Linked DNA regions of Homo sapiens: region 1 is linked to region 2. The links are chromatin loops, found by intact Hi-C in ENCODE. Cell type or tissue: heart right ventricle. All regions are shown on one strand. Links, peaks and the distances in the headings refer to the core of each region. The heading gives the core; the rest is flanking DNA. Region 1 has its middle 16 kb from the start of KLF6. Region 2 has its middle 95 kb from the start of MIR6078.

Evidence for each region. Hi-C counts contacts between places; a loop is a spot of excess contacts. Peaks named below come from ENCODE experiments on the same cell type or tissue, not always from the same donor. Only the 100,000 strongest peaks of a DNase experiment are listed, where the experiment ranks them.
Region 1: a loop joins it to region 2, with 3 times the contacts of the local background. A loop is called at or near these places in 5 of 110 quality-filtered maps.

Annotation. Positions count from the first base shown.
Region 1 is chr10:3,800,290-3,803,089 of GRCh38, reverse strand. No RefSeq gene overlaps it. Among named protein-coding and RNA genes, the nearest start is that of KLF6, 16 kb to the right of the region's middle. In heart right ventricle, for the core only: no CTCF peak of the experiment used is centred there; a DNase peak (open chromatin) is centred at 1,349; H3K27ac peaks cover 1,998 bases.
Region 2 is chr10:4,084,896-4,087,695 of GRCh38, reverse strand. No RefSeq gene overlaps it. Among named protein-coding and RNA genes, the nearest start is that of MIR6078, 95 kb to the right of the region's middle. In heart right ventricle, for the core only: no CTCF peak of the experiment used is centred there; a DNase peak (open chromatin) is centred at 1,192; H3K4me3 peaks cover 926 bases; H3K27ac peaks cover 2,368 bases.

The sequences.
Region 1 (2,800 bases), core at 103-2,602, 280 kb after region 2:
AGTGGCCACAGTAGCCACGAGACCCTCTTGGGTATGAACGAGTGTGCTTGTGTTTGTGCCTGTGTGTCTGTGTCTGTGTGTGTTTGTGTCTGTGTGTGTGTGTCTCTGTGTGTCTGTATATATTAGTGTTTGTGTGTGTCTCTGTGTGTGAATGTGTGTGTCTGTGTGTGTCTATGTATATGTGCGAACATGTGTATGTGTGCCTCTGTGTGTATGTGTTAGTGTGTGTATGTGTCTGTGTGTCTCTGTGTGGGTAAGTTTGTGTGTGTTGTGTCTTTTGTGTGTGTTGTGTCTGTGTATGTGTGTGAATATATATGTGTGTGCCCGTGTGTATGTGTCAGTGTGTGTATGTGTCTGTGTGTCTCTGTGTAAGTCTGTGTATGATGTGTGTGTTGTGTCTGTTGTGTGTGTCGTGCCTATGTATGTGTATGAACGTGTGTATGTGTGCCTCTCTGTGTATGTGTTAGTGTGTGTATGTGTCTGTGTGTCTCTAAGTTTGTGTGTGTCTGTGTATGTGTGTGAACATGTATATGTGTGCCTCTGTGTGTGTCAGGGTGTGTATGTGTCTGTGTGTGTCTCTGTGTGTTTGTGTGTGTTGTGTCTGTTGTGGGTCTGTGTGAGTATGTGTCTCCACTCCCAACCAAGACGTTTTCTAGGGGAGGGGGAACCAAGCCGAGAAGTCTGTGAAGATAGTCTATGTTTGAGACCAGGTGGGAAGAACAAGTGCCGAGTCAAAAGGAGGGGTTGAGCGGAACTTCGGGGACACAATCCAGCTCACTGTCCCCCACCCAAGACCAGGAAGTCACCGCTGTTGAGAGGGACATTTTGGTAGATCCCCAGGACTTGTGGGCAACTCAAGGACAATATGTGACCCGGTGGATGGATAACCCAGTAGAGATGGACATGTAGAAAACAGAACCAAACCAAGTGCCCGTCCTCCAAGTATTCGCCCCAGCTCTTCACCCTCATGGCACCCAAGGGAAGAAAAACCCACCGCTGTCAGCAGGTGACACCACCACCCAGTTTCACATCTGCAGGACCTTCCAGAGGAGCCATTTGTCACCATGATGTGAAAAAACAACAGAAAAGAGCATTTACATTTACTAGAGCTTCTATGATGTGCTGAGCGTGCATCATTTCCCTTAATCCTAAACCAATCCTGCCAGGTCGGCACGTCTCTAGAAGAAATTAAGAGTTGGGGAACATGTCTGCCCTCGGGCGGCTGGTCAAATGGCAAAGATCAGCCTCAAGTCCAGGCTGGCCTTCAAAAGCAGGTCCTGTTTTGATGGCACCGAATGACATTGAATAATGACATCAGTTTAATGCCTGTTATGAGAGGTGATGGATCCCAGGCCCCACAGGCGAGCTTCCAAGTTCTATAACAGTCAATAGGGAGTGGCAAAAACTCCTCAAGCCCTTTGCTATCAATTCTATTTCTGGGGCATGATGCCTGTAACTCTCATCTCAGGCCATCTTTCCCCCAGAGCCCTTGAAACGTGTCAAGGGACCCTTGAGCTGGGAAGGAGACACACGATTCCCCATCAGTTTCAACTTTGCAACTCAGATGTCGCTTTGAGATTTGGAAATGACCATGTGGACATCAGGCTGTTCTGGGCTTTTGTGAGAACCACTGGACTCCAAACTGTGAAGATTTCCTTGTTTGTGTCCAGCCACAATGAGACAAGGGAGGACCACCGAGTGAATCAGAAAAGACCTGAGCATACACTTCCACAAAACCTGCACTAGGCTAGCTTGTGTTTGGTCCACACACCAGAGCTTTGGCACCACAGAGACAAATACTGGGGGACATTCCAGGAGGAGGTGCTGGCCTCTCTGGAATTCTGTTTCTAGGAGAGCTTCCAGCAGGATTTGGGGTGTTCCAGGCTCTTTATCTGATCAACAAAACTGTAAAACGGGGATGTTGTAGTGGCCGTAGGATTGTAAAATATACGAGAGCTGAAGGGGCTTTTGAAGTGGTAGAAACTGCTCTGAGCAGTGGCTGACCAGCTGTCCTCGTCAGAGTCAAGTACTCTTCCAAGGCACTGGAATAGAAGGCCCTTCCCATGCACGCACAAATGCTGTGTTTTAAAAAACTTATTTCTTCCAAGAAGTTCTACGTAGGTCCTCATGCCCTCCCTGCAGTTTATATTTGAGGTTACCTACAAACAAATGTTATCTAATAAAAAAATTGCAATGTGTATATAAAGAAATACCTCAATGGATATAAAATCCCTAAATATCTTTTAGAATTAAGACTAAAAGAGAAACTGGTTATCACTTTGATAACTACATCCTGCCCATGCTTCCTGGCAGATAACGCTACACCTCACTTTCAGCCATCACCTCACTTTTCATTTTTAACTCAAAAAAAATCTGATCGACACATAATAATTGCACATATTTGTGGGGCACATAGTGATGTATTCATACATACGATGTAAAGTGAGAGTATCAGGATAGTTCGCATATCCATCATCTCAAACCTTTATCATGTATTTGTGTTGAGAATATTCAGTATCCTCCTCCTAGCTATTTGAAACTGTAGAATATATAGCTGTATAGTTTCAAGTCCTCCTAGCTATTTGAAGCTATGTAATATGTACTTATATAGTTAACTATATATGTATAGTTATTATACAATAATAACTATATAATGTGATCAACTATAGTCATCTAGTACAAAACACTAAAGCTTATCTAGCTGTAATTTCGTATCTTTTAACAAACCTTCCTTGTCCTTCCCCTCCCCATCCCTTCTCAGCTTCTGGCATCCTCTTTTCTTCTTCTTACTTCAATGAGA
Region 2 (2,800 bases), core at 146-2,645:
CAGCACAAGCAAGTGTTAAATATTTTATGTAATCTATTGAATACTGTGCTGAAAGTAAAAAACATCATGGTCTCTGTAATCCCAGCACTTTGGGAGGCCAAGGTGGGTGTATGTCTGAGGCCAGGCATTTGAGACCAGCCTGGACAACATGGCGAAACCCCAAAATCCCACCTCTACTGAAAAAAAAAATTAGCCAGGCGTGGTGGCGGGTGCCTGTAATCCCAGCTACTAGGGTGGCTGAGGCAGGAGAATCACTTGAACCCAGGAGACAGAGATTGCAAGGGAGATGAGATGGCGCCACTGCACTCCAGCCTTGGCAACAAGAGTGAAACACTGTCTGCAAAAAAAAAAAAAAAAAAGAAAGAAAAGTCGGCATGGTCATGGTTATGTGCGTTGTATGCATACTATGGTAAAGTTGCAGTTTCTGACTTGTGACAGTTCAAGTTACAATGTTTTGACTTTATGATTACACCTATGCAACCACTCTGTTCTTCACCATCAGCACAGCATTCAATAAACTACGTAAAATATTCAACCCTGTTTTTATATAAAATAGGATTTGTATTAGGTGATTTTACTCACCTGTAGGCTAAGGTAAGCGTCCCGAGCACATCTAAGTTAGGCTAGGCTGATCTACGCAACTTGATGAGTTAGGGATATTGAATGCATTTTTGACTCACTGAGAGAGGGAGTTGGTGAGTTTAATGATGGGATGCCTAAGAGGGAGCCATAGACTGGCAAACTTAGTTGGATTAAAAAAACAGAAAAGGTAAGGAAATGGACCCACCACTACTAAATGATCTAGAGTATCTTGGTTGAGAAACAAAAGCAGTTTGAGAAATGAGATAAGAGTAGAAGAAGAAGACGTTGTGAGCTTAGGGAAGGGGAGTAGTGCTGGGGTTCCTCCGATGCTCCAACAAGGAGTAAAGGAATGAGATGAGGGAGCGGGGGAGGCAGAAGAGGGACGGGATGATTACAGGAGGAGGAGGGCAAGGACAGGAGAGAAAAGAGGTTGCCTGGGACAGACTTGCACGGTTGTGAGAAAGAATGTAGAGAATTGCGGCAGTAAAAATAGAAACTCCTGGGAAGCCTTATGAATGGGGCTGGGATTGTTTAGCTTCATGAATGGGAGTGACGAAAGCTTGAACAATAACGACCTGGAGCCTCCTAGGAAGGAGAAGGTTTGTGGGTCTGCTGGGAGGGTCTGGAGAAAAGCAAATATTATGTCCGCACCAAGCTGAAGGGGACACGTCTTTCACACGCTTGGAAATGGGAAAGTGGCCAGGTTGGATAAGAGTCAAGAAGGAGAATGAATTTTCAAAACCATTGAAATGTCTTGACTGGGACTTGGCAATCGGATGGAATCACTCTCTATGTTGGGAAACTCGGGTGAAAGGAAGTGATATAAGGAGAAATGAACAGTTTTGTTAAAAATGACATTTTTCTCCCTGTCATCCATCCAAATGATTCCATTGTCAGTGATATCCCTTTCCTCTGGCCTCAGACCCTCCCTTCACATTCTGTCCCCTTCCTCTGTGGCTTCTTGCAACCCAGGCATGCGTCATTTTCTGGCTGTAAATCATGCACTTTTCTCTGTATTGCTTTTGAAATGTGATGGATGAATTCTGTCATGTAATTAGTTAGAAGGGGTCCAAGTGTCACCTCTTCCTTCTTTTTGCAGATCCCTCAATTCAATGTATACAAAATATTTACCAAATAATCTGAATTGTCTGGTTCCAGACATCGTTTGATTTACAAACATTGCTTTAGTGCAGGTTAAAGTGAATGAACAACTATCTTTCTTATGTCCATAGATATCTGGATTATAATTAAATCTAATGCAGTGGCATTGTTAAGGACCCTGATCTATATATAGGGGGAAGACAAGGGACCACAGTCCTTCAGGGAATATTGCAACATGCCAATTATTTCTATCATGTGCAGGCATTATAGTGCATAAAATTCAAAATCCCAAGTAAGACGTCACCTGTGCCATCATCTCAGATGAAGACTGGAGTCGCTACTGTGGTGTGTGTCAGGGGCAGCACTGCATTCCGCCTGCCTTGAATTTTCGACAGAGGAGGCAGAGCCTAGGAAAGGTAGAAACATGGGCTTTCGATTGCCATAAGGCTCAATCAAATCCTAGCACTACCTCTGATTGCACACGGAAGGGGAAGTTATTTACTCCCTCCGAAACTCAGTTTCAGTGTTTATAATACTGAAATGCGGTAACTAATATCGACTCCATGGAGTTGGGGCAACAGTTAAGTAAGAACACATGTAAAGTGTTTAACACACTATATGGCTTATAAAAATAGCTTAATAAGTGGGAGTCATGGTGATTTCTTAGTGTAATTATAATTAAAAATAAGTGTAAAGAGGCCAGGCATGGTGGATCATACCTGTAATCCCAGCATGTTGGGAGGCCGAGGAAGGGCAGATCACTTGAGGCCAGGATTTCGAGACCAGCCTGGCCCACATGGAGAAACCCTGTCTCTACTTAAAAAAAAAAAAAAGAAAAAGAAAAGAAAGTTAGCTGGGCATGGCGGGTGGCGGGCACCTGTAATCCCAGCTACTTGGGATTACAGGAGTAGCTGGGATTATAGCTACTGGAGAGGCAGTAGAGTTGCTTGAGGCAGGAAAATTGCTTGAATCAGGAGGCAGAGGTTGCAGTGAGCTGAGATAGTGCCACTGCACTCCATCCTGGGTGACACAGCAAGGTTTCGTCTTAAAAGAAAAAAAAAAGTGTAAAGGTAATTTTCAGGGCTTTAACAGTTCTGGTAGAATGTAAATAATCATC